Linked DNA regions of Homo sapiens: regions 1, 2, 4 and 5 are each linked to region 3. A link is an interaction called in ENCODE POLR2A ChIA-PET data of the cell type or tissue named here. Cell type or tissue: CD4-positive, alpha-beta T cell. All regions are shown on one strand.

Region 1 (5,000 bases), 56 kb after region 3:
GAGTATGTTACTACTATTTAAAAAGGAAGAAAAGAAGAATGTTTATTAGTATTACAAGTATATGTATAAAGTATTATTGGAAGAACTTATAAGAAATTAACTATCGTGGTTGCTGTGATGTAGGACAGCAATGTGACTTGGGACAAAGATGGGAGATTTGTTACTGCATAACATTTTGCAACTGTTTTTTTAAAATTATTGAAATGTGCCACATGGCGAAAGGCCATTATCTGAAAAAATAAAAATAAAATTATGTGAATGTATTATCTCTTTAAGGATTAAAAATTAGTCTGCATTTTTCACAAGATCGCCAAACAAAAGTGACTATTAATACACAGATATGAAGTCCAGCAGGCACGGAGGCAAGGGGACAAAGATTCATTCCAACAGCAGTTAATTATGTGTTAGGAACCAGTTATATAAATCTGAAACACAGTTGGAAAGCAACGTGAACAATACTAACTTCATGTTATTGAGGTTTACAATGAGCTTGTTTGGAATTAGAACAGCCTTTTCTTGGATTGAGAGAAATGTGGGTTCAGTTTGTGGCAGGAGGCTCATTTGCTCACTGTGCTCTGGCAGAACGTGGGGGCCTGGGATCTCTTTTGACCATCTTCCCTGCTCCTCTGTGCTTATATCTATTAATGGCAAAAACCACAATTACTTTTGCAGCAACCCAATATCTTCAAGTGCCCTGGACTCTGTGGATCACCTCTGCGTCTCCAAATGTCCAGTGGAGGTTATTACATTTCACTCTTGGAACTACTTAAAAGCAAATTATAATGAATTATGATTCATGTTGTTATCCCAAGGATTCAGTGCTCCCAGGCTTCAGTTTCCAACTTAGCTTGGCAATTTCTACCATACCCTAGTTCCCTCAAATAGTATTGTCTGCTCAATAGTATTCTTTCAATTGACTTATTTTTTCCACATAAACAAATTTATTCTAGGAGGAAACTTTAAATTACCACCATAAATTTTAAAACACTTATTTCTAACATAAATTATAGTAGATACATAACTATTAAAGACATGTTAAAACCAGATTTGTCCATGTGCCATCTTGTGTGCTCCTGATAGTACCCCACTTTGGGAAACACCAAATTGGATCATTGTCATGGAAATGGCCTCAGCATGGATTGTGGAAAAGGGTGAGGTTTGGTATTAGCTCCCTCAAACTCCCTTTCTGGGTCACTTCGCTAGGCTAATACTTTCCTCCTGGTACTCCTTGTATTACCACTTTGGATATAGCTTTCCCAGAATGTTATTCCCAGAAAAGGCTCAATAAGTGGCTAATGCTGCTATTAGTTGTTAATCTGGAAAATTAAATAGTGCTGAGGCGGATACAGCATCTTTCCTTGTCAGAGGCCACCCCAGGAACAGATCCTCAGGTTTACAAGTCCAGGAACTCATGTTTGTCAGCCCATAGAGTTCAGGTGAATGGAAACACACTCTGCAAAGTCACCAAAGACTGGCGAATTCACAAACTCGCAGCGAGAAACTGGCTGAGATGCTCGCAGTCGTGAAGGTAAGTAGAATTACCTTCTTGCAAAATGTAATTCTACTTGGGTAACCACAGAGATATCAGGACAGGTCACACTAATGTATGTAGGAGCAAAGTATAGGGAATCCTTATGTCCTAAGGCATGCTGTTGCCTTTACACTTTTCACTTTGCTTCCTTGGGTAAATTACTTACCGTCCTCGTAGCTCCATTGCTTCCTCACCAAAACAAAATTTTACTTTTATCTTGTTCAAAGAATTGTAAGGAGGAAATGAGAAAATACTTAACAAAGTGTTCAGTCCTCTTCTTGTAGTGATGCTAACTATTGTGGTTTTTTAAAAAAAATTGTTGCTGTTGATGATGTTTCTGCTGTCTTTCGGGTAAGTCTGCTGGGCAATCTGGAGCAAGCCTGCTGGTCCCGACTCAACACCTCTATTGGATTATGTTAGAAACTCACCAACAAATCCTTGCCCCAACTCTGCCTTTTCAGCTTCTATTAAAAGACTTATCAGACCCAAACAAGCTTAGATCTGAAAATGTCCATTGAAGAACATTTAATCCAACTTTTAATATTCGTCCTATATGTGTAACCTAGATAGAGATACTTAGTTTCTATAAACCTCAGCCTTCTCATAAATGACATGGGGATAACAATAGGATAACATAATGAATGTGGTTATTGTGAATATTTATGATATAAGACATATAAAACACTTAACCTTGATGCTATGAAACACAGCGAGAACTCATTAAATATTGGCTGTTATTATTTCAGATTTTGTATTGGTTACACATGAAATGTCTGACTTCATTTTTAGGGTGCGTTCTTGGGGTCATGCTTGTATTTTGACAACATGCTTTCTCATGAGCCACACAGTTATTAATCACCCTAAAGGTATTACTTCCTGGAAAGATTTCCATGTTTGGCTAATCTCCATCACTTTTTGTGAATTCCTGATATAATTGGCAGAGATACACAATTTCCACTTAAAAACAAAGAGAGATAGGGTCTCGCTCTGTAGCCCAGGCTGGAGTGCAGTGGTGCAATCATAGCTCACTGCAACCTTAAACTCCTGGGCTTAAGCAATCCTCTTCCCTCAGCTTCCCAAATAGCTGGACTATAGGTGTGCACAACCATGCCCAGCTAATTTTTTTATTTTTTGTTTTTGTGGAGATGGGATCTCACTATGTTACCCAGGCTGGTCTCAAACTCGTGCCGTCAAGAGATCCTGTAATGCCAACCTCTCAAAGTGTTGGTATTACAAATGTGAGCCAAGTTTCCATGTTTTTGAACTGGAAGAGTCTTTAGAAATCATTCAGTCCAACTTTATAATGTTAGAGATGAGGACAATGAGGTTTCAAGGTGACTTTCTAAACTGGCTTTGTCTTTTCATTTCTACTATTCAATTTACATCCCAGGGGGAAGGGTCACAGAGTTGGAAGATAACTTGTTGATCCCTGAAAGTAAGGGACAGGCCAAGGGGCATAGGGTTCTGGGCAGTTTCCCTGCCCTGCTTCAAGCAGAGAACTTCCACTTCTCTCTGTTTTATATGTGGGGATGGTGATGGCTTGTATAATTTTATATTAAAATGTTTTTTAAATTTTGAAAAAGCATTGATCAGCTGAATCCTTTGATTTTATGGACAAGAAAGCTAAATCCCAGAGAGAGTAAAGAATTAGCCCGGTGACCCGGGTCCAAATCTCTTTTCTATTAGGCTGCCCTGTTGTTCCTTGCTCACCTCATCCGCTTTTCTGGAATTACAGCCTGAGAATTTCAGTGTCATAGGCCCTGTCTAAAATTAAAACTAACTTCTACGGAACAGTCAAAAGTGGCTCCTGTGACACCTTCTTGTATTTCATTTGCTCCTTGATAAGGTGTTTCATGACCTAACCCAAAGAGCTCATTCATGGGAACCTTTCAGACCACCCCTACTCTGTGACAGTCAGTTCGGGCATTCAGGTTTTGCAGAGTAGGAGACCTTTTGGCACCCCTTAAATCCAACTATGCAGGTGGTGGGTTCATCTACATACATGTGACACTGACTTTAAACCAAACCATCTCACCTATGTATAAAAGATCACGTATTTTCCCCTCTCTCTCACTAAAACATTCAAAATGGAGTACTTGAAAATCACAACAGTGAGATTCTTTTGTTTCTATTAGTTCCTTTTTAGAAACATAATCTTCTCTAATGGTTCTGAAAACAAACATGGTGCCGCTTTTGGTGGCCCACACACTGCTTCTTCAATCTCTTTGGAAGATGATGTAGCAATAAATGATCAAGACCAGAAAATGTTCTTATCCTGTGACACAATTATCCTATTTGGGGCACTCTATCCTAAGAAGCTGATTTTAAAAATGAGACAGCCCTATATTATGTATACTGCTTTTTTTTGGTGTTTTCATTATACCTGGAAACAACCTGAATGTTGAACCATAGCTAACAGATAAGTTCACCTATTCCTCCACGTATATAAAATAGATAAGCATGTTCTTGCAATGAACTGACTCAACCATTAAAAAATCATATATATGAAAAATGATTACTTTGGAGGCATTGTAGATATATGGAAATACATTTATATGAAAGAATAGATAGAAAAGTAGAATATAAAATTGTCATGCATTATGATTATAACTCTGCAAAAGATACATCTGCATGAGGGAAAAGACCAGTGCTGACACAGATAGTAAATTGATGTCTTCAGACCAAATTATAGAAAACATTCTGAATGTACTTGGTTCATTAATTTTTTTTGACAATATGAGGATCAGAATATTCCTTGCTCTGTCTTGAGATTAATCAAAGCTGATTTAACTCAATTCTAATTTGGTTTCAGTCTTTGCTGCTACTGTCTATCTGAGCTCAGTGTTGATCCTGACGCAGGTTATACACCAGGCACTTTCCCATCAAAACATGGAGTGAGATGATTCTGGACAAAGTACCCCCAGGAAGAAGGATGCCACAAAAAAGTTAAAACATAAGACCACTGCGGAGGTTGCAGTGAGCCGAGACTGTGCCACTGCACTCCAGCCTGGGTGACAGAGTGAGACTCCGTCTCAAAAATAAAAAAATAAAATAAATAAATAAATAAATAAAAAAACATAAGACAACTGAAGAACAACTCGTAGGATGGGACACTACACAATGGCCCAGGAGACCACTGCAGGAGACTGTACCCAGCTTCCTGGCTTCTATTCTTGGCCATTGTATAATCTGCTGACCCCATAGCTGTCAGTTCACTTCTAGATGGAGGGACTCACACCCACTGCTTCAACCTTGGAAACTTTTCATGGGAGTTGGAATCAAATCCAAACTCCTTGCCATGATCCACAAGGGCCTGCAGAGTTTGGCTTCTGCCCCTCGTCTTGTGCCCCTCTCTTGAACTCTGCATGTTCAAATCTCTGTTCCTCACGCAAGCCAAGCTTTTTCCTTCCTCAGGGTCTTTGTACTTGCCGTTCCCTCTGCCCAGAATGCTCTTTCCCATTTCTTCATT
Region 2 (5,000 bases), 77 kb after region 3:
AGATAAATGATTGCTCTCTTACTGTTACCTAAAACCCATCTTTGTTGCTTTATCTTTTGAAGTCCTACAACTCCAACCTTCTCTAGTCCGAGGACTTGCCCTTTGGATAACTCCAGGGCCCTCTTGTGTCCAGGCCAAAGACATCCTTCAATTGTCCTCTTTGGATGTGGCTTTGAAGCCCTTTAATTTCCTTGTGGTTCCCATCCAAACTTAATTAGGTTTATTAATATCCATTTAAGAATCATATCCAGAATATTTTGGCACCTACATAACTTCTTTCTTCTGAAAACAACAACAACAACAACACCTTACGTTTGCTAGAGCTATCAATTCTAAGGGGGAAAAATAGCGTGAGCACAGAGAGGTATCTGTACAAGATATTTATTGCAGTGTTTTTTTTTTTTCTTTTTTTGAGACGGAGTCTTGCTCTGTCGCCAGGCTGGAGTGCAGTGGTGTGATCGTGGCTCACTGCAACCTCCGCCTCCCAGATTCAAGTGATTCTCCTGCCTCAGCCTCCTGAGTAGCTGGGATTACAGGCATGTGCCATCATGCCCAGCTAATTTTTTGTATTTTTAGTAGAGACGGGGTTTCACCGCTTTAGCCAGGATGGTTTTGATCTCATGACCTCGTGATCCGCCTGCCTCGGCCTCCCGAAGTGCTGGGATTACAGGGGTGAGCCACCGCGCCTGGCTATTGCAGTATTTTTTTGTAATGGAAACTACTTCTCTGTGCATCAATGAGAGACAAGTAAAATAATCTATGGTGCATCCTTACAATGGAACACTACAAGGTTATGGAAACCAATAATGTATATTCATAATGTATCAACCTAAAAAACTTCAGGATATATTGTTAACATGGAAAAGGTGCAGAACAATATGTTTGGCTTGTATGTTTTTATGTTTTGTTTTTACATACAAGCCATACATATTGTTCTATACCTTTTCCAGGTATATTTTGTGTTTATATTAATGTATGTTTAAATGTACATGGTGATAGCAGGAAGTTTGTATATCAAAATTCCAGCATATAAAACTGGAAAGGTAAAGAAATGTTTTGCTTTTTAATTTACATAATTTAAAAGATGTTAAAATGGAAGGATTTTTTACTTTCCAATTTAAAATAAAAGAAAAATATGTCATTTGTCAAAAATCATTGGTTTGATTCGTAGAAGACAATAATGACTGAAATGGCTAGTAAACTTAGAGCTAATTTTTTGAAATATATATTTCTGGTAACAAAAGTAAAATATATTCTTGGTGGAAAGAGCAGACCAGCAAATAAATAAAAATTACATCTAATCTCATCCTTCAGAAATAATCAATGTTAATATTTATTTTACATTCTTCCAGTATTTTTTCAGAGTTAAATTTAATATTTACTTAGAATAATCATTTTATCCCAGCTACTGGATCAGTTACCTCCTTCTACCTGTAGACAGTTTCTGATCTTTTTTTTTTGAGACAGAGTCTCGATCTGTCACCCAGGCTGGAGTGCAGTGGCGTGATCTCGGCTCACTGCAACCTCCGCCTCCCAGGTTCAAGTGATTATCGTGCCTTGGCCCCCAGATAGCTGGGATTACAGGTGCGCACCACCACACCCAGCTAATTTTTGTATTTTTATTAGAGATGGAGTTTCACCATGTTGCCCTCGTTGGTCTCGAACTCCTGGCCTCAAGTGATCCACCCGGCTCCGCCTCCCAAAGTGCTGGGATTACAGGTGTCAGTGACCGCGCCCAGCCTGATCTTTATTTTTAATGTTAAGTGTTTTATTATGGTGCGAGTGTGTCTGTGTGTGTGAATTTAGCTGCAAGTTTCTTCAATGTAACATTAAATAAATAATATGTAAACGGAGGCAGGACATCTCATGATTTGTAAACAGAGCAAAACAGGGAGTGGAGACAGTGAAGTTGTCCTAAGCCTGTGTGAGCAGGGAAGGATTCCGCTTGGTAGTGGGGCCAAATATGCTGAGCAGGGAGCAGGAAAGAAGCAAGACAGGATGAGAGATAGGAGGGGGAAGACAGGCGGTGCTAGTTGGATCATCATGTTGAGAAATAAAATTATTTTGATCCCCTGTCTGACTTCTTTTTTGTATGTATACCAGTTCATTTTCCTTTTCAACCCAAGGCAGAGAGGCAGGCTGATTTGCATATGGTCCTCAGGGGAAGAGTTAGGTGACTGTAGTCTTTTCAGAGCCAGAAGATAAGGCAGAAATCAGGTTGGCTTCCTGAAGTCCTAGGTGCCCCAGGCTGACCGCAGCTCAGCCCACGCCACCTCTGCTGAGCAACATTGACATAAAAGCACTGTGGATTGTATTTTAGGCCAGGGGATTTACCCAGCCTGTACATGCTGTGTATGGTATGGAAATCTCCCCACCCTCACATCCTGCCTAGCTCACAATGCTCCCCTGGGCTGCACACTCATTGAAAAGGCTATATATAGCTGTCTACTTCCCTTGCTTTTCAAAATCATAGATGAAGAATAAAAGTTATTGACTTGAAACCACTTCCCACAATGCACGTTTAGACTTCAGCCTTCTATAATCTTGTATGTCTGCATATACTGTGCCTTGTATATACTGTTTTGTGTTATCACTCTTCACAGCTCTTCAACCTTAGGCTCACTTAAAATGTATGCAAAACTATCCTTAGAATTGTGATTTTGATTGTTTTTCTTCTTAAGAAACAATTATTGTTGGTTTTGAATATAATGGTAAAGGGTATTAGAGTCACCGTTCATTCAACCAATTTGTTATCACTCTACTGTGTATTTACTTGCCCTCCTGTTTTCTTCTGTTTTTTCAGTGTGTGTTCTACTGATTGTAAGCTCTCTAAAATTTGGATTCTAGCTTATCCATGCTCTACCACATTCCTCATCAAGAAACATTACCCAAAACTTGTAAATAAAAATCAAGTAAAGCAGGCAATATGTACTTCTGATGTCATATTAAAGCCTTGTTTAACATGCCTGCCCAGGGATTATTTAATTATCTAAGAGAATGATGGAAGACAATGGGATTGGATCTATAAGTCAAGACTGACGTGTTGCTATTATCTTCAATAACTTTATTGAGATATGTTTCATTGACCATAAAATTCATCCATTGAAAGTGTATAGTTTGGTAATGTTTGGTATATATTCACAGAGTTGTACAGCCCTCTCAATTTAATTTTTAGAACATTTTCAACACCCTAAGAAGGCTATCCATGACTGATGAAAGTCTTACTCTGTGAAGGGAATGTCCTAGAAATGAAGTCTCCATCTTGCTACTTCCCTGAGAGAGCAAGTTGACCCAAGGTAGCTCCTACTACCAGTTCCTTTCAAACACACACACACACACACACACACACTCATACGCACACATACGCACACTTTAAATTTCTCATTAAATAACATATGATGTACCACATATGCTATTTTGCGACATACTTTTTTGTGTGCCCAGTATCTCAGGCCAAGCAACTTGCTTTTTTACTTGCTAATATTTATTGGAAATTGTTCAAATCAGCATACCTAATAGTTGCCTCAAAGTATGCATGGTGGCTGAGCACTTCTCATTACTCTCACTGCTATCACACACGTCTTACCCCAAATCATCTCTTGCAGGAGTTGCCCCGTCTCTACTACTGTCTTCCCTGCACTTCTACAATCTCTTTTTAATATGGTGACCAGAATCATCTTCTATATTTATGGTTTGGATCATCCACCATTCAGAGCAAAGCCAAAGACCTCTCAGAGCGCTACAAGGTCTATCCAACATGATCTGCTCATCCACCACCACCCCAGTTGCCTCTCAGCCTCATCTCCAACGACCCTCCTCCTAATTCACTCTACTTTCATCACTGTAGCTTGCTTGGAGCTCCTTAAACATACCAGGCATGCTCTCATATCAGGGTCTTGGCCCTTGCTGCTTCCTCTGACTGAGAAGCTCTTTCCCCAGACATCTTCATGGCTTCTTCTCTGATCTCCTTTATGTCTTTGCTCAAAGGTCACTTCTGGGCCAATCACAGTGGCTCACTCCTGTAATTCCAATGCTTTGGAAGATTTGAGGTGGGAGGATCGCTTGAGGCCAGGAGGTTGAGACTAGCCTAGGCAACATAGCAAGACCCTGCCTCTGCAGAAAAATTTAAAAACTAACAGGGTATGGTGTGGTGCACCTGTAGTTCCAGCCACTTGGGAGGATGAGGCAGGAGGATCACTTGAGCCCAAGAGTTTTGAGTCTGCAATGAGCTGTGACCACATCACTGCACTCTAGCCTGGGTGACAGTGTTGGGGGAACCTGCCCCCGATAGTCACATAGGTTCTTTTCTATTTTCCCTAAGTGTTGGCCAGTCTGAGAAATAAAGGGACAGAGTACAAAAGAGAGAAATTTTAAAGCTGGGTGTCCGGGGGAGACATCACATGTTGGCAGGTTCCGTGACATCCCTGAGCCATAAAACCAGCAAGTTTTTATTAGTGATTTTCAAAAGGGGAGGGAGTGTATGAATAGGGTGTGGGTCATAGAGATCACATGCTTCACAAGGTAATAAGATATCACAAGGTAAATGGAGGCAGGGTGAGATCACAGGACCACAGGACCAGGGCGAAATTAAAATTGCTAATGAAGTTTCGGGCACGCATTGTCATTGATAACATCTTATCAGGAGACAGGGTTTGAGAGCAGACAACCGGTCTGACCAAAATTTATTAGGCAGGAATTTCCTCGTCCCAATAAGCCTGGGGGTGCTACGGGAGACTGGGGCTTATTTCATCCCTACAGCTGCGACTGTAAAAGACAGCCACCCCCAAAGCGGCTCTTTCAGAGGCCTACCCTCAGGGACACATTCTCTTTCTCAGGGATGTTCCTTGCTGAGAAAAAGAATTCAGCCCTATTTCTCCCATTTGCTTTTGAAAGAAGAGAAATATGGCTCTGTTCCGCCTGGCTCACCGGCAGTCAGAGTTTAAGGTTATCTCTCTTGTTCCCTGAACATTGCCGTTATCCTGTTCTTTTTTCAAGGTGCC
Region 3 (5,000 bases):
TTCTCTGTGAAAGACACTGTCAAGAGAATGAGAAGACATGCCACAGACTAGGAGAAAATTTTGCAAAACACATATCTGATAAAGGACTTGTATCCAAAATATACAAAGAACTCTTAAAACTCAACAATAAGTAAACAAACAACCTGATTGAGAAATGGGCAAAAGATCTGAATAGATATTACCAAGAAGATATACAGGTGGCAAATAAGCATATGAAAATGTTCTTAACATCATATGTCATTAGGAAAATGCAAGTTAAAACAACAATGTAATATGACTACACATCTATTAGAACCACTGAAATCCAAAACAATGAATGCTAATAAGGAACTCTCATTGCTGGTGGGAATGTAAAATAATACAGCTACTTTGGAAGACATTCTGGCAGTTTCTTAAAAAGTTAAACATAGTCTTACCATATGATTCAGCAAGCATACTCTTAGGCATTTACCCAATTGAGTTGAAAATTTATATACAAAAATCTGCACATAAACATTTATAGCAGCTGTATTCATAATTGTTTAAAACTGAAAGCAAGCAAGATTTCCTTTGGCAGGTAAATAGATAAACAAACTGTGGCATATCCATACAATGGAATATTATTTAGCAATAAAAAGAAATGAGCTATCAAGCCAAAAAGACATGGAGGGACCTTAAAGGCATATTACTAAGTGAAGGAAACCAGTCTGCCTGAGCACTCACACTTATAATCCCAGCACTACGGGAGGCCTGAGGTGGATTGATTGCCTGAACTCACCTGGGCAGCATGGCAAAACCCTGTTTCTACCAAAAATACAAAAAATTAGCTGGGCCTAGTGGCACATGTCTGTGGTCCCAGCTACTTGGGAGGCTGAGGTAGGAGGATCGCTTGAGACTGGGAGGCAGAGGTTGCAGTGAGCTGAGATTGCACCACTGCACTCCAGCCTGGGTAACAGAGTAAGACCCCATCTCAAAAAAAAAAACAAAACCCCACAAACCCAAACAAACAAACACAAAAACTGAAAACAACCAAGATTTCCTTTGGTAGGTAAATAAATAAACTATGATATATCCATACAATGGAATATTATTTGGCAACAAAAAGAAATGAGCTATTAAGCCACGAAAAGACATGGAGGGACCTTAAAGCATATTACTAAATGAAAGAAACCAGTCCGAAAAGCCTACATGCTGTATGATGCCAATATATGGCATTCTGAGAAAGGCAAAACTATGAAGACAGTGAAAAGATCAGTAGTTGCCAGTGGTTTGGGGATGAGGAGAGGGATAAATGGGTGAAGCACAGGAGATTTTTAGTGCAGTAAAACTATTCTGTCTGATACTATAATGATGGATACATGAATTTGTGAAAACCTACAGAACTCTACAGCACAAAGACTGAACCTTAATGTAAACTATGAACTTTAGTTAATGTATGAATAGAGGTTCACTAATTGTAACAAATGTATCACACTCATGCCAAATGTTAGTGAACAGGGAAACTGTTCAGGTGAGGTGGGCATATGAGAACTCTGTACTCTTTGTTAAAAAATAAAGACTATTAATTTAAAAAAATCAATAAATGATGGTTAAAAGAGGGAAAAAGTGCCAACTGAATGTCAGCCATCATTATTATTATTGTAGCTAATCCTTATGAAGTGGATAAGATTTGTTTTATGCCCTCCTTTATGTCTCTATTGTTTCTTTGTTTCTGATTATAAAAGCTCTATGAACTCACAGACCAAGCATTATTTAATTCTCTTAACAGTAAGAAAAAGGAAGTTCAGAGAATTGTCAAAGATTAATGGCAAATAAATGGTAAAGCTGAGACAAAATCCTAGTGTTCCAAATTTTTTGTATTCCACCTTGTTGTCGTACAATGATCAGAATTTTTATTAATTCTCTGTTTCAGCAACTTTCCACTTTGGCTGAAATGTATGATTTTCTAACTCAGCAAAGACAGCAAAGACTAAGACTCATAGTGATGGGGCTCAAGCCATGGCCTGCAATCCAAGGTTGGGGTAAATGAGCCACCTGGGCGGGTACAGAGGAATTGGCTCCCCATTTTAAATGCAGAATGAATAAAATGAACTCAAATTAAGCCATTTTAATATTTTCATAGTGCAAGTGAACTTTGTTCCCCAAGTTATAGAACTAACTTCCTGTGCTTTTAATGGTTTTATGATGTTACAGACTTTTTTTCTCTTCTCAGAAAATCGAGAAGGAAGCTGGCATAGGCCACACCCCATCCTCCTCTCTGAAGCTATGCTTATAGCTTGTGACATTATGTAGCAAACCAAATAATATTTAAGGTCGCCTTCAGCTCCTTTAGGGATGGGGGATCTATCCCGTTAACAGATCCTCAAAGTCATGTTGTTGCTAATCTATATTAGTTATCCCTCCTGCCTCATCCTTCTGAGAGGGTTCCTTTCTCTAGGGAAGGAGGGAGGTCCTCAAATTGTATACGACAATGCATGGGGAAGCACTTCCTCCACTGACCTCTTTCCAGCAGTGATTCATAATCTGGTAGACGTGTGTGGAGGCCAGCCGGGGCTTGTACAACCGAAATCCGGTACTGATGTCTTCCACCACCTCTGAGTTGCTTCGGTTTTCATACGGGATTTTGCCTTCACTGAAAACTTCCCACATCAGCACACCTACAAGAAATGGTGAGCACAGCACAGTGAATGACAAAGCCCACAGACAGCAAACAAACCAACCTGCCTCTAGAAATTACAGACTCCTTGCATTAGGATTCATGTGCTACCTCCAGAAGTGCATCAAGTCTACCTGAGGCTTATTAGGCCTGTCCTATTTTTAAAGAACTGAAATTTCCCAACCTTTGTAGTGGAGAAGGATTTTCAAGATGGACCCTTTGTTGTACCAAACTCAAATGCTACAACTAAGAGTTGTAGACTCAAATGCCAAGATGCAGGATGTAAATGAATGGAGTGCAGGAGGTGTGACACTATTGGGATTGGGGAGGATTGTGGAAAATGAGATAAACAGTTCTGTCTTAAGGAGACAGCTATGATTTGACTCCAACCAAAGTATGGCACATGAAAATGAGGGATCAGAATTGGCACATTTTCTGATTTTTTTAAAAAAGACGTCAAAAATTAAGAGTTGAACTTCTTGAATTTAAAAAATGCCATGTAGACCAAGCAAAACACATCTTTTGCTTGTCTATTTTTGACCTCTGATTTAATCCCTTTCTTTTCCTCTTCTGCCCTTGGTAGAAATGTGACACCTAGCTTTGTCTTTATCATGTGCTGATATATTCACAGGTTGTCAGAGCAAGAAGGCTGCTTGCAAATCAGCTAATTCAGAGCTTTTCAAAGGTTGTTCCAGAGAATCTTAGAGTAGACATTCCCAAAGCATGATCCCCAAAACACCTGAATAAAAATCATCTCAGAGTCTTGTTCAAATGGCAGATTCCTGGGCCCTAGCCCAAACCCAGTGGATCAGAATCTCTAGATGTTACTCAGAGGTGCCTCAGGAGTTGGAAATTCAGAACCTGACCCTAAATAAGAATGCTTATCACCCCAAGACACCATAATTTTTAGTGAAAATTTTTTTGAAAATGTGCCGATGCTGAAACATGGTTTCAGAATGATTGCTTTAATACACAGATGAGAAATGTATAGATAAAAAAATTGAGCAAAGTACAAAGAGGTTGACTTGTTCTGAATAGCACACTGCTAATTAGGGCAAAGAAACTTAAAACGTAGGACAAAGTCCAATGGGCTGATGCAGGCATGGAGTTTTCAGCTCATCCAGGTTTCTGTTGCTTAGGCTGGTACCCCCAGTTTTTTCACACTTTTTTCCATTGATCTCTCAATTCTGCATCCATCCATCAACCTCATTTCTGGACTCTCTTCAGATAATATATCCTAGACAGGGACTAATTTCAGCCCAACCCTGTAATGGTAATATGCCCCAGGAAATTCCCAGGCTGACACCCTTTGGCTGAATAAACCCCATTCAGAGTCAGAAGGTGAATGTGCTAAAGTGGCCATTGCTCCAAATGTCTCATTGTGGGGCCCTTGCTTGCTTGGTGCAGTGTGATCAGTTTCATCACCCATAGTGAGATGACTGCACATCAGCCCCAACCTTCCTAGTTATACACACTGGGGAGAGGGGAGTCATCCAAAAATGCTGTTAGTACAATTTCTTTCAAGTCCATTCTGTAACTTAAACCTGGTTAACAAAGTAGCTGCAAGGGTTGGTTAATAGGGTACTGTTTTAAGAAATAGGTAGGACTCATAATGAACAAACCACTTGGCTCCTAGAGATGGATAGACTAAAATGCTGCAGAAGATTTTTAACACTCATTCTTCTCCTAAAAGATTTACCTAGCCAAACTCCCCCCTGGTTTCTACTACTAGTAAGCCCTTGTCAAACCCTTCCTTCATACCGAATGGCAAAAATCAATCTTCAAGTAGTTTCTGTCCACAGTATAATTCTTGTAATCCAAATCAAAGAGGTTGTCTGGTATATTTTTTTGCACACTTTAGTATGCACAAACTATGACTTCAGGTGACATGGCAAATCCAGCAAGAACATTTGGCACATCCTGCAATACCAACATCATTCATCCCTTCATGGCCATTTGCACTTTTTAGAAATTCTAATTCCTTATGATGGCCTACCAGCTTCATTGCCTGTTGTTCTCCCAATAAGTCAGTACCCCTTGTTCTTTGGATGCACCAAGTTTTTGCACTTGCTGGTCCCTCTGTCAGGGACACTGTTCCCTGGCTCTTCAAATGGTGACAGCTCCCTCCTATCATTCAAGTCTCTGCTGAAGAATTACCTTCTGAGAAAGGCCTTCCCACACCACACTATTCAAAGCAGACCCTCTCTCTATCCTAGTCACTCTGCCCCATTACTGTTTTATTTTATTCATAGCACCTACTTATGATTGCCTGGCTTTATCTTCTATCCCTTAGCTTGTTTATTATTATTATTGTTTATGACTGTTATTATGATCTTTTGTGATTTTCTGTCTCCCCTCCCATCTC
Region 4 (5,000 bases), 55 kb before region 3:
AAAACAGGAGCACCAACACAGGGCTGGGATTCTCAGAATAGCAGGAGAGACACTGAAGGAGAAGAAAGGAAAAACCACCAGAACATTGAGAGGTGAGGATCTGGGACAGAATCAAAAGGGGCTCTGCAGCGTGTATAAAGAATGGGAGAAGGCTGTTCATGTCAGTGCTACAGCTGTGGGGCATAAGTTAGAGACAACCTAAGCTAACAATGGAATAATGGCTAAGGAAGGCTTATGGAAATCACATTATTTCACAGCAGCATAACATAGCCAAATAAATTTAGTCACATGAGATAAAATGGATACATGGTCATGCAGATTGCAAATTTTGAAAATATATAAGCATAGAAAAAAAACTTAGAAGGACGTACATAAAAATGCTGAAAGTAGGCCAGGCGCAGTGCCTCATGCACGTAATCCCAGCACTTTTGGAGGCCGAGGCGGGCAGATTGCTTGAGCCCAGGAGTTCAAGACCAGCCTGGTCAACATAGGAAGACCTTGACTCTACAAAAAATTTTTTAAAAAAATAGCTGAGTGTGGTGGCATGTGCCTGTAGTCCCAGCTACTCAGGAAGCTGAGGTGGGAGGATCGCTTGAGCCTGGGAGTTAGAGGCTGCAGTGAACCATGATTGTGCCACTGCACTCCAGCCTGGGAGACAGAATGAGACTCCACCTTGGAAAAGAAAATGCTAAAAGTGTTAACTCTTGGTGAAGAGATTGTGAGAGATTTAAATTTTTTTATGCTTTGCTGTATATTCCAGATTTTCCAAAACAATACATATGACAATTCTGGAATGAAACGTGTGAACTGATGAAACAATTGTGATCACTTTGGCAAAATGTAGCAAAAGCTTGAAGATTTATTTTGTTTTCTAGTATGGAGGTTCTTTAAAGAACTAAAAGTAGAATTACCATTTGATCCAGCAATCCTACTACCGGGTGTCTACCCAGAGGAAGAGAAGTTATTGTATGAAAAAGACACTTGCACACATGTTTATAGCAGCACAATTCACAATTGCAAAAATATGGAATCAACCTAAATGCCCGTCAACCAACAAGCAGATAAAGAAAATGTGTTATATATATACATCATGAAATACTACTAAGCCATAAAAAGGAACAAAATAATGGCATTCACAGCAACCTGGATGGAGTTGGAGGCCATTATTCTAAGTAACAGCAGGAATGAAAAACAAAATATTGTATGTTCTCATTTATAAGTGGGAGCTAAGCTACGAGGGTGCCCAGGCATAAGAATGATATAATAGACTTTGGAGAATTGGGGAAAAGGCAGGGAGGTGGGTGAGAGACTACACTTTGAGTACAGCATACACTGCTTGGGTAACGGGTGCACCAAAATCTCAGAAATTACCAGCAAAGAACTTTTCCATGCAACAAAAAGCCACCTGCTTCCCCAAAAACTATTGAAATAAAAAAAAAGATTTATTCTGTTTTTCCCTTTGAGCCAGCAATTTCTCTTCTAGGAAGTTTGCCTTGACAAAAAGATGTGCACAAAAACTGCTACAAGGGTGTTCAATGAAGTTTAGCAAACAAATATCCAACCACAGGGGATATGTTACATGACAATGTTCCAATACAACAGAATACTTGGCAGTCATTACACATAACATTGTAGAAATAGCCTTAATGACATCTGGAAAGGTGACTACGGTATATTATATTACAGGAAAGGAACAGGTTACAAACCATTATGTGCCGTAAGATCTGTATCAATGTTTAAGAAAAAAGAAACATTGTTTTTTAAAACGGATTTTTAATAAGAAGAAGGTGAGAGGGTAAGCCCAGGCTCCATGGGTGCGGCCTCAGGGGAGTTTTACCTTGAGGAGCATATGTTTCTCACTGGGAGTCAGGTACATCTTGTTCTCGTAGTAATCCACACAGATGTTGACAATGTCAGCCAGCAGCTCCTCATAGCCTGGGATCACTTCAAGTTGCTGGTGGAGACACTGAACAGCAGCGCCACCCTCAGGTTAGGCAGCGCATGTATCCTGTGCCCTCACCTGCACCCCTGCAGAAGCCCTACAGCTGGCCGGTGTGGTCCCCGCTGATGGCCAGGAATCACAGCTCCAGGGAGGCGAGGCTGCATGCCAGCTGGCACCTGATGCCTGAATCCTCTCCTTGATGTCCCCACAGTACTCCTGCACACCTCCCATGGCAAGGAACTCACCCCCTATTTTATTCCCAGGCAGTTCTGATGGTTAGAAAGTGCTATCCTGGCCTGAGCTAAAAAGCAGCTCAGTTTTACAGCAATAGGCTTCTTGTCATTTCAGCTCAGCTTGGAGGATGTGGGCTTATCTAGGATGTCTTCTCAGACAACGGCAGCAAAACCCCACCCAGGGGAGGAGAGCTGGCGGTGGGGAGGGGGGCAGGTGTCTCCCTCTTGGCAGGACACAGCAGTAGAAAAACATCTATTAGAGAAGGGTCTGAGGTCCCCACCCTAGGCCCTTTCTCTCCAAAGGGACCAACCAGGCCCCTGCAGGGTATGCAGAGGAGGGCACTGCTGGTACTTCCCACAGGCAAGAGAAAGAAAACCTGAGGCCTCAGTTACTGAACAGCTTTCTGCAGTTAACAAAGAGTGGCAAGGGCCCTGTCAACCCAAGGGCCTCCGTGATATGGATTTGAATGTGAACACCCTTGGAAGATGGAGGATCCCCTCAGTTTTGGCCTGAGTCCTGCAGATATTCTTGCTAGAGACTGTTTAGGCTGAAGTGACAGTTATGCTTGTCTTGCTTATGTTGGGCAAAATGGGAAAATGGCAGCTGAGGGGTGTACCCTGGCAAAGCAGCGGCAGCAATAACAGCTATGTCTTCCTAGGCCCTGAACATCTGTCAGGATCTGCATGCTAAGGACTTTTCATATACTGGTATCATTTATTTCTCACAACAGTCCTATGAGATGGGTTCTCATAATATTCTCAAAATAACAGACCCATTTTACGGATGAGGAAACTGAGGCTTAGATTGGCCCCAAGTCTGACAGAGTGGGTCAGTGGTGGTCTAGGATTACAAAACAAGGCTGCCTAACTCCAGACCCCACGTTCTCAACCCTGATGCAGGGTCAGAGCACTGGCTGAGAGGGCTTCACGAGCATGACAACTGGAGAGGGTGAATCGGCCACCTGGGGTTGGGAGGACAGACTTAAGTCCTCAGCTACATTTCACTCTCAAGTAGGGCAGTGGAGATGGAAGCTGCAGACTGAGCTTGTCTGCTTGGGCTCGTGGTCCACCCAACCTCTACACGCCTGCCTATAACCCCGAGACATCAGGCCAGGCCTAACAAGGAGTCTGCCCTCACCTGGGTGATCCTGTTGTGGTTGGCCAGGAACATGGAAAGGTTCTGCGACTCCTGGATAGACTGGGGATCTGCCATCTTCCGCAGGAACTGTGCTGCCCTGAAACGCAGATAGTGGGTGCTGCAGAGAGGACTGTCCAAGTGCAACGGCCTAAACCATGCCTCACGGGCTCGCATGCCCACCTAACACAGAGTGACATCATCCTGGAAGTTAATGAGCTCTGAATATCCCAGGCAACACTAATGTCGAAACAGAGTGTGTTCTGAAGTCATTTGCTTTGGGGCTGTCTACACCCTTGTAATAAGGGCCCCTTAAATTAAAAGGCAGGAATGTACTAAGAATCTCTGAAATCTCAGAAAGTTTAAGGGGAACTAGCATCCCATCAACCAGCTGGGAGTGGTAAAACAGGAGTGAAATGATCATCCTTGTACCCTCCTGTGACCTCCAGTGAGGCTGCATAGTAAGTTATGGAGAAGCAGTGCAGGTAGGATGCTAGAATGCACCTGTTGTGTATTCTGTTATTTACAGGAAAACTTCAACGTTTCCAAAGCAAAGCATTGTATGGAAAACAGAAGGCTATGGAACCTCACAGAATCGCAGGTGATGGGATGACGGGCACAGGGAACACAAGCAGGACTTGATGGGAGAAAGCTGTGGCTGCCTGACTTCCCAGCCTAACATGGGGATGGTGCCACCTGTGTCATCATGAACTGTGAAAACAGACAAGACACCCCACCTTGCTCATGACCTAGCTGGGCGGCAGAGGATCTCATTTGTGGCCATGACAGAAGCAGGCTGGCTACAGGTGGGGAAAATTTGATAGAAGATATTATGCAATAAGCTACCCATAAAAACTTTGTAAAGTTGTCACTTCTAAGTCAGCCTTGAGATGGGGCCCAGCCTGCTGGACACCACCAGATTTCACAGTTGACTTAGGAGGGTAAACTTGTGAGAATCAGTCTGTTTTCTCTAGTTACCTTGCAGCCCAGGAAGATGTCATTCAAGGAGGGTCTCTCTTTATCAGAGACACAGCAAATCCTTCTCAAGAGACTTCTGGGTGGCTGTATACTGGTTTCTGGAATGACTCCTCCCCCACTTTCAGTCCTCTTTTTTGTTTTAATTTAAAAAAAGAGACGGGGTCTCATTATGGTTTCCAGGCTGGTCTTGAACTCCTGGGCTTAAGTCATCTGCCTGCTGTGGCCTCCCAAAGTGCTAGGATTATAGGTGTGAGACCCTCTCCTGGCTAACCTTCTTCTTCTTAAGAGCTGGCAGAGACCCTGCACTCCAAAGGCAAGCAACCATCCCATCAGGGTGTCTCCACCTCTACACCTCCAGTGACTGATAGAAGGTTTAGCATATGACTCAAGCTGATCAAAGGCAATCCTCCCTGGGACTTCCATGAAAGTATTTGGAAGGAGAAGCATCCTGTCCTTCCTTAGAAGCTGGGATTGCTGCACTGGCCTGAGGAAAGCTGCTGGAAGCCACCACAGACCTGAGAATGAAGCCAATGTAGAGGAGGAGGTTGACCTGAGAGCTGGAGGCACTCAGGCTAACATTGTCATCTGAATGCCTGTGTGCAGGTGTACCTGGACTTTCTGTGAGCCAATTCATTTCCTTCTTTTACATACACTGTTTGAATTGGCTTTATGATTCTTGCAGAAAATGACTAATGTAACCATTTTGTGATGA
Region 5 (5,000 bases), 62 kb after region 3:
GTACCAGTCCCTGAACAGTAGGAATCAAATCTAATTTTATTGTGAGAAAAGAAAATATCAATACAACGGTTATCTCCATAAAACATTAACCTCACATTACACAGGCAAAGATCAATTCATGATGACACTCCATTAAAACAGATGCAAACTGTGCATGTCTCAATTGCAAAGTACTTTGCTTGGGCCCTTTCTTGTCTCTGTGTGGCTAGACAAGGCCCACATTTTTAGCTTTCAGATGCTTTTCTGAATGCAACATGAGTTATGTGACCTTCATTCATTCCCCGGATATTTACTGATCACCTACTACAACTAACCAGTGCCCAGAACTGTTTTAGATGATGGTGATACTGTGATGAAGAAGACAGTCAAGATCTCTGCTCTCATGGAACTGCCCTTCCATTAGATGGACAGACAGAAATTAAACAGGGAAGCAGATCCATAAACCTAACAAATAAATGCAGATACTAAGGTATCTATGTGCTTTGAAGAGATGGGAAATAAATCAACAACAGAATTAGCCAGGCGTGGTGATGCACTTCTGTAGTCCCAGCTAGTCGAGAGGATCGCTTGAGTCTGAAAGGCAGAGGTTGCAGTGACCCAAGATTCCGCCACTGCATTCTAGCCTGGGTAACAGAGCAAGACCATGTTTCAGACAAACAAGCAAACAAACAAACCCTCCTGCAAAAATCTGGGGTGTTTGAGACAGTGGAAACAGCTAATGCAAAGATCCTGCATCCTGAGAATGAGTGCCATTTTATGTGTGTGTCTCACTTGTCTCACCCTAGTCCTGGCCCTGTACAAAGGCCCTGCTGAGACCTTGAGCTTGGAGTGCTTATGGTTCAGGAAGAAGGCAGATGTGACAGAAGCACATAAAGGGAGTGTGGTGTGAAGTGAAATAAAGAAGGCAGGCTGGGACCACAGGATGAAGGGTCTTGAAGGGCATAGTTGAGAATTTATTTAAATACCCTAAATAGCCATGGAGGGTTTTAAGGTAGAAAGTAGTATCTGATTTAAAATTTTAAGGTTCATTCTAGGTGTTGTGTGGATAACAGACTGTAAAAAACTTCAAATGCCAGCAGAAGCCCAGCTGGAAGGCAACTGAATGACATGGGAATGAAGAGAAGAGAGCCCATGACTGCTCAATGTCACAAGTAAAAATGCCTGGGTAGTTTTAAGAATATTATCTGCATGGCGAGGCATGGTGGCTCATGCCTGTAATCCCAGCACTTTTGGAGGCTGAGGCAGGAGGATTGCTTGAGCCCAGGAATTTGAGAACAGCCTGGGCAATATAGTGAGACCCTGTCTCTATAAATTTTTTTTTTAAATAGCCAAGGATGATGGTGCATGCCTCTAGTCCCAGAAACTCAGGAGGTTGAGGCAGAAGGATCACTTGAGCCTGGGAAGCTGAGGCTACAGTGAGCTGTGATCCCACCACTGTACCCCAGCCTGGGCAACAGAGCAAGGTTCTGGGTCAAGAAAAAAAAAAAGAATATTATCTACGGAGGCTTTAGCTGTAAAAGGCAAGGAAGGAGGGGTAAGACAGGCAGAGGAAAAAGGAGAAAAGAGTTGCTTAATTCTCCTAAAAAGAGTTGAGGGCTGGGACCCGGCCCTCCTGCTAGTTCCTACATGTGCCTTTCTGACCCAGCACTTAAAATTCCAACCACCTGAATATCTGAATCTTCCTCTTCCTTGTTCAACGATAGGCCACACACTACTACCTCCAGGGAGTCTTTGTTACTTGTTTCTACACCCAGTAATCTCCCTTTTGAAGTCCTATGTCACTTGCCTTGGTCTCTATTATTTGGGTATTGAACCTTCTCTATTTGAGCTTCGTTTGTGTCTCTAACCTCTCCAGCTGAATCTATACCTTATGTCCTTACTCCCTCCTTTCTTTTCTCCCTTTCTCCTTTTATTCCCTCCACAAATGATGCATGAGTGAATAGTGTGTGCCAGACACTCTTGTAGACACTGGCAAGGCCATCTTTATCAACTTGGGTGCCTGCTCTCATAAAGCTGATAGTTCAATGGAGGGTGAGGTGGGGAAATTACATTAATACATCATCACATTAACAAATGAGTAGTTACAACTTCAGCATGTGCTGTGAAGAAAGGACACCTGGTGCTGTGGTAGAACAGGACAGGAGGACATGACTTAGTCTAGGGACATCAAGGAAGGCTTTCCCAAGTAAGTGACACTTAAAACGGAGGCTTTAACGTTGAAGAAAACCTGGTGTGGTTGGATTCCAGAGATGAGGGAAAGTGAGACATGAGCTGAGACAGACGAGACCATGTGTTAGATTCTGCTGGTGTCCATCGTTAGGGCAATGGGGAGAGCCGCTGTAGGGACACATCAACGTCTGATGAAGGTCATCAGGACTTGACTACAGTCACATGTGAAAAGCTGGTGCTGGTTGCCATGTGGAGGATGAAGTGGCAGGCAGGGGTGAAGCGGGTGCAGGGACAACATGAGAGGTGGTAGCAGTCCCAGGTGATAGATATGCTGACAGTCCCAGGTGAGAGATATCCTGTGGGAATCTGGGGAGATTCTAGGAGAACTTTAGGAGGCAAAGCTTGCCAAGGCTCTCTCTCTCTCTCTCTCTCTCTCTCTTTTTTTGAGACGGAGTTTCACTCTTGTTGCCCAGGCTGGAGTGCAATCGCACAATCTTGGCTCTCTGCAACCTCTGCCTCCTGGGTTCAAGCAATTCTCCTGCTTCAGCCTCCCGAGTAGCTGGGATTACAGGCATCTGCCACCATGCCTGGCTAACTTTTTGTGTTTTTAGTAGAAATGGGGTTTTACCATATTAGCCAGGCTGCTCGTGAACTCCTGCCCTCAGGTGATCCACCTGCCCCAGCCTCCCAAAGTGCTGGAATTACAGGCATGGGCCATCGTGCCCGCCTCTCTCTCTCTCTTTTTTTTTTTTTTTAAGACACATAGCGGGGCTTCTTGAAGTGAATAAAGACAAGGATTTGTCCTGGGGCATTTGTGGAAAACGTAGAGGTCCTAAAATATTTCATTGCAGAAGACCCATTTGGCAGGGGGTACCAATTTTCAGGACTGTCCTTTACACTGGGGACTTCAGAGCAAGAATGTATTGCATACTGTGTAATAACCCAATGGAATCCCTGATTACCTATGAGTAACAACTATGGTAATAAGTACTATTTATCAGAGAGTAATGTAGACTCTAGAGACGTGGGACATCAGGCAAGTTGTTTAAACCCTCTTTGTCTCAATTTCTTGACCTACAAATTGGGGTAATAACAGTTCCTAACTTACAGAGTGGTTATAATGGTTAGGTGAAATAATTCACATTTTTGCACAGTGTTGGACATGTAGTAAGTGCTCAGTAAATGTTAGTTACTATCTTATGAGAATAAAGGTGACCTCCATCTTATTAAAAGGAAATAAGATCATGAAGGAATGTTTAATTATTTTATTTTATTTTTGAGACCAGGTCTCAGCCTGTTGCCCAGGCTGGATTACAGTGGCATGATCACAGCTCACTGCAGTCTCAACCTCCTGGGCTCAAGGGATCCTCCCACCTCACCCTCCTGTGTAACTGGGACTACAGGCATGCAGCACCACATCTGGCTTTTTTTTTTTTTTTGTGGAGACGGAGTCTCACCATGTTGCCCAGGCTGGTTTCAAATTCCTGGGCTCAAGTGATCCGCCCACCTAGGCCTCCCAAAATGTTGGGATTGCAGGCGTGAGTCTCTGTGTCTGGCCTTGCTTAATTATTTTAAAAACATAGGCCAGGCGCGATGGCTCACATCTGTAATCCCAGCACTTTGGGAGGCCGAGGTGGGCAGACCATGAGGTCAGGAGTTCGAGACCAGCTGGCCAATATGGTGAAACCCCGTCTCTACTAAAAAAAAATACAAAAATTAGCCAAGCATGATGGCGCGCACCCGTAGTTCCAGCTACTCAAGAGGCTGAGGCAGAGGAATCACTTGAACCTGGGAGGCAGAGGTTGCAGTGAACCAAGGTGGCACCACTGTGCTCCAGCCTGGGTGACACAGCAAGACTCTGTCTAAAAAAAAAAAAAAAGATAGCTTTTTAGAGAATTGCACAGCATTATATAATTTATACAAAATCACACAGATCAAATGTGAGCTAGTTTTTGACCCAGATCTGTCTGATTCCAGAAGCAGTGTTTGTGATCACTAGCAGTAATGCTTTCAAAAGCAAGGAAAGGGGACCATCTCCCCACCTACCATCTTTAATTTAGAAAGGATGCTTGCTGCAAGCAGGAGATGGTTCTGTTGCTAGATAAGACTGTAGGCTAAAGGGAAAAGGCCATGAGGAGTGGAGACCCTCACCCAGATGCTTACTGGAATGGTGATCTTGACTGTTTCTCTTGTTCCATGTAAATGATAATGCCTCCCACATCATAAGGAGCACAGCACACTTGATCCCTAAGGGGCAAAGAGTCATCAAAATAGGAGAACCTTTCCAGTTCTCCAGAGGGGCTTTCAGAAGACCAAGGTGGTGCTTGGGCAAAATTGTGAGTAATAATCACCTTACCATGTAGCAATTGGTAAAAAGCTTATAACATACTTTTCTCATGAAATACTCAACATCACTTGAAGTAGGTAGTGTTGGGGTCCTTACTTTACAAATAGGACACAGGCAGAAAGAGGTCAAGTGTCTGGTCTGAGATCCCACATCTAGAAAGTGGCCACGTGAGCCACACCAATCTATGATGCTTTATTCCCATTTAGGCTGCCTCTTCCATCCTGTGCTTACTCAAAGTGCCTGAGGCTCTCCATTTTCCCTTTACCGCTGAAAAGGATCCGATATCAGTCACATGCAACTAAGTATGCTGTTTAGTTGGTGGCTACCTCTCCAAGGATCATTTGTACTTAGGCTTGCCGACGGTGTGCTGGACTCGGCTTGTACTGGCCCGAGGTAGCTAATTGTTAAGTTTTCAGGAATCTGTGAGCCAGCAGACATCACATTGGTAGTTTAAAATGGGCCATGATGGGAATATTTACACCAA

Evidence for each region. Peaks named below come from ENCODE experiments on the same cell type or tissue, not always from the same donor. Only the 100,000 strongest peaks of a DNase experiment are listed, where the experiment ranks them.
Region 1: POLR2A ChIA-PET joins it to region 3 with 10 read pairs; 8 of 35 experiments call an interaction of 5 or more read pairs at or near these places.
Region 2: POLR2A ChIA-PET joins it to region 3 with 11 read pairs; 7 of 35 experiments call an interaction of 5 or more read pairs at or near these places.
Region 4: POLR2A ChIA-PET joins it to region 3 with 13 read pairs; 9 of 35 experiments call an interaction of 5 or more read pairs at or near these places.
Region 5: POLR2A ChIA-PET joins it to region 3 with 22 read pairs; 6 of 35 experiments call an interaction of 5 or more read pairs at or near these places.

Annotation. Positions count from the first base shown.
Region 1 is chr5:157,190,723-157,195,722 of GRCh38, reverse strand. The region is part of intron 1 of ITK (IL2 inducible T cell kinase); the gene reads right to left. Among named protein-coding and RNA genes, the nearest start is that of ITK, 12 kb to the right of the region's middle. In CD4-positive, alpha-beta T cell, no CTCF peak of the experiment used is centred here; a DNase peak (open chromatin) is centred at 1,882; H3K4me3 peaks cover 2,975 bases; H3K27ac peaks cover 4,792 bases.
Region 2 is chr5:157,169,886-157,174,885 of GRCh38, reverse strand. No RefSeq gene overlaps it. Among named protein-coding and RNA genes, the nearest start is that of GARIN3, 6.1 kb to the right of the region's middle. RefSeq lists enhancers at 2,210-2,489, 2,530-2,639. In CD4-positive, alpha-beta T cell, no CTCF peak of the experiment used is centred here; a DNase peak (open chromatin) is centred at 2,305; H3K4me3 peaks cover 708 bases; H3K27ac peaks cover 1,679 bases.
Region 3 is chr5:157,246,486-157,251,485 of GRCh38, reverse strand. ITK (IL2 inducible T cell kinase) reads right to left here. Exons shown (of 17, transcript NM_005546.4): 16 at 2,479-2,636. Among named protein-coding and RNA genes, the nearest start is that of CYFIP2, 17 kb to the left of the region's middle. In CD4-positive, alpha-beta T cell, no CTCF peak of the experiment used is centred here; DNase peaks (open chromatin) are centred at 2,215 and 2,515; H3K4me3 peaks cover 513 bases; H3K27ac peaks cover 3,278 bases.
Region 4 is chr5:157,301,204-157,306,203 of GRCh38, reverse strand. It overlaps CYFIP2 (cytoplasmic FMR1 interacting protein 2), which reads right to left. Exons shown (of 31, transcript NM_001037333.3): 7 at 3,314-3,410; 8 at 1,838-1,966. Among named protein-coding and RNA genes, the nearest start is that of CYFIP2, 38 kb to the right of the region's middle. In CD4-positive, alpha-beta T cell, a CTCF peak has its summit at 2,055; DNase peaks (open chromatin) are centred at 1,973 and 2,333; H3K4me3 peaks cover 1,876 bases; H3K27ac peaks cover 3,452 bases.
Region 5 is chr5:157,184,291-157,189,290 of GRCh38, reverse strand. The region is part of intron 1 of ITK (IL2 inducible T cell kinase); the gene reads right to left. Among named protein-coding and RNA genes, the nearest start is that of ITK, 6.0 kb to the right of the region's middle. RefSeq lists a silencer at 1-51. In CD4-positive, alpha-beta T cell, no CTCF peak of the experiment used is centred here; DNase peaks (open chromatin) are centred at 2,080 and 3,981; H3K4me3 peaks cover 5,000 bases; H3K27ac peaks cover 3,606 bases.